Regions from separate parts of the Homo sapiens genome. Here all the other regions are linked to region 2. The links are chromatin loops, found by intact Hi-C in ENCODE. Cell type or tissue: endothelial cell of umbilical vein. All regions are shown on one strand. Region 1 has its middle 27 kb from the start of LNCAROD. Region 2 holds the start of DKK1 (dickkopf Wnt signaling pathway inhibitor 1). Region 3 overlaps LOC105378305 (a long non-coding RNA gene).

Region 1 (2,500 bases), 130 kb after region 2:
TTATTTAATATTTATTTAACACCTTCAAACTGATAGGTTCAATTCCCAATATAAAAAGCCACAAAATTTGTTCTGAAGAGTGGATCTAATTTACAAAGAAAATCTTAAAATAGATTACAGTCATGGTCATGGGGCCATTGGTGATGCCTCTGATGATGTCATGGATGTAGTATTGTAGTGGAAAGTTCTACCCTCAAACTGCTTGGCTGTGAGGTTGGCTGCATCACTGAGTAGCTCTGTCACCTTGGGCAAGTTACTTTTTTAATATCTCAATTTCCTCATCTGAAAAATGGGATTAAAAATAGCACCTCTTTCATATCTCAGAGCAGATTAAGAGATCTGATTATGGCATATTTAGTACAGTACTTTACTGTCATGTAGCGAGCACATAGAACATGTTAGCTATTATTATGAAGACTTTATGTTCAGCACATAGAATTTGTAAAACTACAGAAATAAGAGAAGAATAAATTGGTGCTTATTTTTATGGAGAGAAAGCCCTTCACAAACAAATTGGACTACATACTTCATCTATCAATCAGCTGACCTAACACTCCTCTGGTTCCTCCCAAAACAAAAATCAACAAACACATATAATTAAATTTTGAACTGGTAGGTTGGTTCGTAAGTTTCTACCTTGAAATGACAATAGAATTTGCTGAGATGCCTGCATCCCCACTTCAGCTCTTTAAAGATGCAACTACAGTAGAATCTCCTGTGTGATATTACATCGCCTAGTGTATCTTTTAGGGGGCTGTTTTATTTTCTCCTAACTTTTCTCTCTCTGTTGCTTTCCATGTAAACTAGTGCAACTTCTTTTTAATTAAAAAACATCCGAGGTCAGTTAGGAATGTCCTTGTGACTCCTTTGTGTATTATAAAATAGACCCTCTGGGGAAATGAATCATGCTATTATCTGGTTAGCTGGCTCATGCTAGCGAAAATACAATAAAAATACCCTTTCAAATAGTCTTCCACACCCTTCTTGTTCTTTTCCCCATCTAGTCTCCACATTGCTGACAGAACATGTAGTCACTTGTTCAGTATCAGCCTTTTGTATCAGCATAAAAGCTCCAGGAGGACAGGGACTATGTCTTTTTCTTCCACACTTTATCCTCAGGAAACAGTGTGGTGCCTGATTCATAGCACTATACTCATTAAACATTCAGTAAATGAATAAATGAATATCCAACTGTTAGCTGGAAAAATAAAACATGTTGGATGCCAACATCAGTTGACTTGGAAGTAGTGGGCCAACTATTGGCTAAAGAACCACGCAAGCATTACTCCCTGAAGAATTTATTTGTGAACCTTAGTGGAATGTTTACTGGTCTACCAGGAGATAAGAGAGAACAAGCATAAAAAGTGAGTCATTAAAGTTAGGAATTTTAATAGCAATTTGCTATTTAAATGTGTGTTGACTGATGACTTAAAATAGATGAATCATATTTTTGAGGATCAATTACATTTCATTTTTATTAGAATTTGCACAGAACCAGAACTGGAATGGACTACAAACACACACATTTCTCTCTTCAGATATTCCATCAAAAGAATGGTTCATGTAAATGAAAGTGAACCAGTTGTGTTAACCCAACTTAGTAATAGCCTTACATTGCCCTTTGTTCATGTAGTAATGGAAATTGTTTTTTTCTCATTATATGTGTAATACATATCCAATGATTATGAAATATCAACAAATACAAATATTCCCCTTCCAAAAAGGAAAGAAATATCTTGTTTAATTTTACCCTGAGATAACTTAGATTAATAATTGAAATTATATCATCCTACTCATATATGTATTTTTAGTAAGCGAATTATACCAAAATTCATGTTAATTTTTTAAATCTTCTATTCTAGGTATAATATCTACATTGAAATCAAACTATATAAAACATTAAGAAAATGAAAATTTCATGTAATCTTATGCCCTAGTGACATTCTACATAAAATTTGGTGCATAGACCTATGATGATATGTTTCCATTACTGGCTTACTAGGAGATAAGTAAAGAGAGAATTCACATACAAAGTGAGTCAATAAAGTTAGAAACTTTAATAGCAACTTGCTGTTTTAATTGTATTTTTGTCACCAGGGAATTAGAAATAATAATAATAACTTTAAAAAAATGTGGCTCTTCACTTCAGATAGATGGAGAAGCACTGGACTAGTGAGAATTTTATTTATATTAGTTCAGATCATTTTCAATCCATGTGTTACTATAGCTATATCTTTATCTATAGCTATATATTTATCTATCTATATCATGTATATAAATATACACACACATCTATCTATATACACAGATACATATATTAATTGACAAGGTATGTTTAATTAAAATATATACAAATATATACAAATATATTTATTGATTTTTATACTTATGGGGCAAATAGTTTTCAATCTTCAAAATAGCTGTAGAAGTTTGTTATAATGTTTATCTATTTCTCAAACAGGTGTGTGTTTATAAACTTAGTAGCACATTTTCAGCAGAG
Region 2 (2,500 bases):
AAGGTTGTTTCTTTTCTCCCTAGAAAGGGTATTGCGTGGTCCCGTGCAAGGTAAGACTTGGGAGCAAACCCTGCATTCGGAAGCGTTGCGATGTGATATACTAATGAGGAAGTCAGGCGCTAAGCCCTAAGGGTTTCTTATTTCTCCACATTAGCCCACCACTGAGAAGGGAGAACCGGGGAAAGGCGACTGACCTGGCACGTTGGACCCTGTCCGCTTTGGTCCCGGCCACTTTGATCTCACGCGTCTGCCTAATCAAGTTCATCTACCGCCGCGATTGCCCTGATTCAAAGAACAACATTAAATGGTTTGATTATCGGATGGTCATTTCCCTCTTCCCTCCACCCCTGATCTAATTTCTAAACGCCAGTCTCTCGCCTCCCTCTCTAAACTTCCCATCAAAAGAGAATTAGCTCTTCTTCCTTCTTACCCTCGTTTGATGTGCAAATTTCCTTCTCTTTGCACATTTTTCTCGCAGTGGCGGGGGGAGGTGGGGGAGGAGGGCAACTGAAGGACCTCAAAGCCGGGGATCTAACTCAGATCTGCAAACTGCGACTCTAAAGGGTTAATGAGCAACTTGCACCCGCCACCTGGCCCTCTCAGAGGCGTCTTGCTAGAGCCATTGAATTACAGACCGGTTTGTATTTAATACTGAATATGACTTGTGTGCACAGTCAGCGAGTATTGGCATAAAGGAGAGGGGCAAAAAGTGCTTTTGCAGAGCCTATCACCCCTCGGCTCTGTAAAGTATTTCAGATCCGGATAATTCAACCCTTACTGCCAGGCAAGGGCACCCAAGTTCCCAGAGTTCCTGCTGCCGCCTGCATTTATTAAAGTCGTCTGCTATAACGCTCGCTGGTAGCCTTCACCCCGAAGGTGAGCCGGGCCAGCCGAGCGACTAAGCAAGGGAGGGGCGGGGTGAAGAGTGTCAAAGGCCCCCCTTCATGTACACAAACACACCCCCTCCCAGCCCCTCCCAGCGCTTTGAAATCCCATCCCGGCTTTGTTGTCTCCCTCCCAAGGGGCCGGAATGCTCCGGGCCCGCGGTATAAAGGCAGCCGCGGTGGCGGTGGCGGCGCAGAGCTCTGTGCTCCCTGCAGTCAGGACTCTGGGACCGCAGGGGGCTCCCGGACCCTGACTCTGCAGCCGAACCGGCACGGTTTCGTGGGGACCCAGGCTTGCAAAGTGACGGTCATTTTCTCTTTCTTTCTCCCTCTTGAGTCCTTCTGAGATGATGGCTCTGGGCGCAGCGGGAGCTACCCGGGTCTTTGTCGCGATGGTAGCGGCGGCTCTCGGCGGCCACCCTCTGCTGGGAGTGAGCGCCACCTTGAACTCGGTTCTCAATTCCAACGCTATCAAGAACCTGCCCCCACCGCTGGGCGGCGCTGCGGGGCACCCAGGCTCTGCAGTCAGCGCCGCGCCGGGAATCCTGTACCCGGGCGGGAATAAGTACCAGACCATTGACAACTACCAGGTGAGAGGGGTCGGGCACTCAGAGGATGCTCTGACCTTGAAAGGGTCCTATCTGGAGACGAGGGAGTAGAACGTGCTGAATGTGTGCGGTTCAGGGAGCATTTGGTAACCCTGCATTTGGGAGCAGTGGGCAGTAACAGGTTTTGGAGAGGTGGACAGATAAGGACTGTGATCAGCGCCCGGGTCCAAGAGGGCGGGTACCTGGACGTCTGGGTGCCTCACCCTCTCCCCGAACCCTTCCCACAGCCGTACCCGTGCGCAGAGGACGAGGAGTGCGGCACTGATGAGTACTGCGCTAGTCCCACCCGCGGAGGGGACGCAGGCGTGCAAATCTGTCTCGCCTGCAGGAAGCGCCGAAAACGCTGCATGCGTCACGCTATGTGCTGCCCCGGGAATTACTGCAAAAATGGTGAGTCCTGAAAGCTCCCTTTCACACTAAAACTGTCCAGCCTTTGAGCGTCTATGAATTGGGCGGGGGCGGGGGGTTGGGGGGGGTGGGGGGAGAAATCTCCGCCCTGAGAACACTGCGGCGCCACCTGCAAATGGGTGTTCAGCATGCAGGATTCCGCTGAAGTATCTTCATTGCAAGTGTTTAATCGGGAAGAAGAGAGAAGTTGGGAGGTCTCTGAGGTCCTTATCTTCCTCCGTGTCCCTCAATGATTCAATACAACGGTTCACCTCGTAGTGGACTCTTCCATAAAAATTTGTCTGGGGAGAACCTTGAGGTCAATTGAGAAGGGGGATGATGAGGAGGACGATGGGATCATACAGATATCAAAGAAACCAGCTTTGGCGTTCAGCTGTCCTTTTCATTTTTCTTATTGTGATTCTCACAGTTTTGCCAGACTGGCCTCGCCTTCTGATTTTTGCTGAAACTGTTGTCAGCCAGAGGACTGATTTATCTGCATTGGCCATTTTTAAGAGAGATCTTGGTACCCTCACAACTTGACTTCTCCATCCTTCCCCCTCCCTCTACCCTCTGCTGCCTTAATATAAGTACTCCTCCCCCCAACCACAGATCCACTAA
Region 3 (2,500 bases), 350 kb after region 2:
TTGAAGGGAACTACCTTTCATCAAGGTTGCATTTGTGGGAGATTTCTGCAAAAGAAAGAGTGAGCTGCATTTGGAAAGAGAGGTTGGATGCTAAACAAAAGCAAGCAAACAAACAAAGCAAAACAAAAAATAAAACAGTAATGACATTCTTTAACAGAAACTGGTTAAAATAGAGTTTCATACTAATTCTAATGAAATCCAAGCAACCAACTTTACAAGACTGTTAGTATAACAGGATATGCAGGCTCCAGTTATTTACTGCTGCTAACAAAATATCTGCAAATCTTAGCAGTTAAAGACAACCACCATTGTATTATATCTCACAATTTTGAGTTAGGAATTTGGACAGGGCTCAGCTGGGTGATTCTTCTGCTCTATATGGTATCAGCTAAGGTTATCAGTGATATCTAGTTGGTGATTAGGTTGATCTGGAGCATCCCAGATGGCTTCATCATTTCTGTTCACTTGGGAGGGATGACTGAAAAGCTAAAATGAACTGGGACTGTTAACTAGGGCACGTATCAATGGCTTCTGTAGCAAGGTAGCCTCAGAGTAGTTAATTTCTTACATGGAAGCTCATGGATGTCAGGGAGAGAGTTTCAAGAGGCCTGAGGAAGTTGCAAGCCTTCCTGTTATCTGTACTCAGAAGCCCAGGATGTAACATGCTATTTGGTCAAGCAAGTTACTAAGGCTAGTAACTTGAATTGCTATTCTTTGCTATTCCTCCCACCAAGAGATGGAATCTAATTCCCCTCCCCTGAATTCGAGGGATCTTTAATCTACCACAGCATGGAAGTTAATGTTGAATCAAGTTATTAAATTTCCTCCATATATTTTCAGAGATGCTTTAAATTTCTAACTTTATTTACCCCTATGCCCAAGCAAGTAAACATTTAAAGGCTAATCAAGTGCTTAGCTATAGCTAAGTGTCATACACTGATGATGGCTAAATAAAGCTAAACCTGTGTACTGGTAGACATTACTCACAGCTCAAAACTTTGTGAATTTTGAATTGATAGAACTTAGTTGAGCCACTTGATTAATGTCTCTGAAACATCTTGTATTACTGTATATCCCAATATAATATAAACAAGTAATACAATATGAGAATAATCAAAAGAATGGTATTCACTTAGATATATCATTAAAATAATATATATGCATAGGCAGATGTCAGTCAGTGTTTCAACTCATTTCTATTTAGACATACATAATAGTTTTAAAAAAAGACTTTGGAAGTGTGCCAAAATGAATTGGCACAAAATAATGAGTGGGTAAAAAAATTAGACCACTGGGAATATTTAAAAATCCAACTTTTGGGTACTCTGCTATTTTCTTAGTTTTGCATAGTTCCATAAAACACAAATAGCAGTTTTACTGTTGCTTTTCTGTTGTTTTACAAGCTTAATGTTGGCTGCCAGGGCTATGATGCAGTCAGCATTTTTAGACTGGCATGCATGAAAACATTAGATCCGAGAAGAGAGGCTCAGCATCATTGATATCCTGTAGTGTTTTGTTTCGGGAAATGCCATGCTGGTGATTATAAAGGATGAAGTCATATATTTCTACCAACCACATCCTACCATTATGGTAATTCTAATTGTAGTAAGCTGTGGAATCAATGACAGATAATTAAAAAAAAAAAGAAACAAAATAAAACTTAAAATGTTTGTGAACCTTTTGTTTAATCAAATAACTTTACAAAAAAAAGGTACATTATGGTTCTGGAAGAACAAAAAAATGAGGAATGTATTAGTTTTTATTTGAGGATTTCTGAATGTACACAAAGCTATTATCAGTATTATTATCAACATCATTGTATGAAGTTTTTGTCTTAATGGACTCACGGTTGAAGTTAAGCATACCAGCCTATGACAAATCATGCTGCCTTTCTCTAATTATAGTACCATTAACTAATTCTCTACCAACATATATTCTTCTGCTATAGACAGCCTATTATTTTCTGCTTTTTTCTTACCACTAAAACCACAAAATTAGAATTGGAAGGTAACGTTGGTACTTCTCTGGGACTCATTCCCACTAGTGGAGTCAATATTTGCTGAAAGCTGGGTTCAGTAAGGGAATAGATACTTGCCTTGCCATGATGTGATTTTGCATATTGGTCTGTTTCACAATATCAAGCTCATTAATGGAGACAAATCTTTCCCTTCCTTTCTTCTTGATCTCAAGATTTAAAAAGTGTTAGATTTGGCCAGGCGTGGTGGCTCATGCCTGTAATCCAGCACTTTGGGGGGCCGAGGTGGGCAGGTCACGAGATCAGGAGTTTGAGACCAGCCTGGCCAACATGGTGAAACCCCTTCTCTACTAAAAGTATATAAAAAAATTAGCCGGGTGTGGTGGTGTGCACCTGTAATCCTAGCTACTCTGGAGGCTGAGGCAGGAGAATCGTGTGAACCTGGGAAGTGGAGGTTTCAGTGAGCCAAGATCGCACCATTGCACTCTAGCCTGGGCCACAGTGCAAGACTCTGTCTCAAAAATA

The links. Hi-C counts contacts between places; a loop is a spot of excess contacts. Peaks named below come from ENCODE experiments on the same cell type or tissue, not always from the same donor. Only the 100,000 strongest peaks of a DNase experiment are listed, where the experiment ranks them.
Region 1: it touches region 2 in a loop (7-fold over the local background); 10 of 110 quality-filtered maps call a loop at or near these places.
Region 3: it touches region 2 in a loop (3-fold over the local background); 14 of 110 quality-filtered maps call a loop at or near these places.

The regions. Positions count from the first base shown.
Region 1 is chr10:52,442,612-52,445,111 of GRCh38, forward strand. No RefSeq gene overlaps it. Among named protein-coding and RNA genes, the nearest start is that of LNCAROD, 27 kb to the right of the region's middle. In endothelial cell of umbilical vein, no CTCF peak of the experiment used is centred here; a DNase peak (open chromatin) is centred at 1,050; H3K27ac peaks cover 2,045 bases.
Region 2 is chr10:52,313,204-52,315,703 of GRCh38, forward strand. DKK1 (dickkopf Wnt signaling pathway inhibitor 1) reads left to right here and starts at 1,078. Exons shown (of 4, transcript NM_012242.4): 1 at 1,078-1,474; 2 at 1,720-1,882. The coding sequence starts at 1,232. PRKG1-AS1 (PRKG1 antisense RNA 1) reads right to left here and starts at 925. Exons shown (of 6, transcript NR_038277.1): 1 at 431-925; 2 at 195-282. In endothelial cell of umbilical vein, a CTCF peak has its summit at 1,384; DNase peaks (open chromatin) are centred at 158 and 1,358; H3K4me3 peaks cover 2,500 bases; H3K27ac peaks cover 2,436 bases.
Region 3 is chr10:52,666,748-52,669,247 of GRCh38, forward strand. The region is part of intron 1 of LOC105378305 (a long non-coding RNA gene); the gene reads right to left. Among named protein-coding and RNA genes, the nearest start is that of MBL2, 100 kb to the right of the region's middle. In endothelial cell of umbilical vein, no CTCF peak of the experiment used is centred here; a DNase peak (open chromatin) is centred at 1,484; H3K27ac peaks cover 1,338 bases.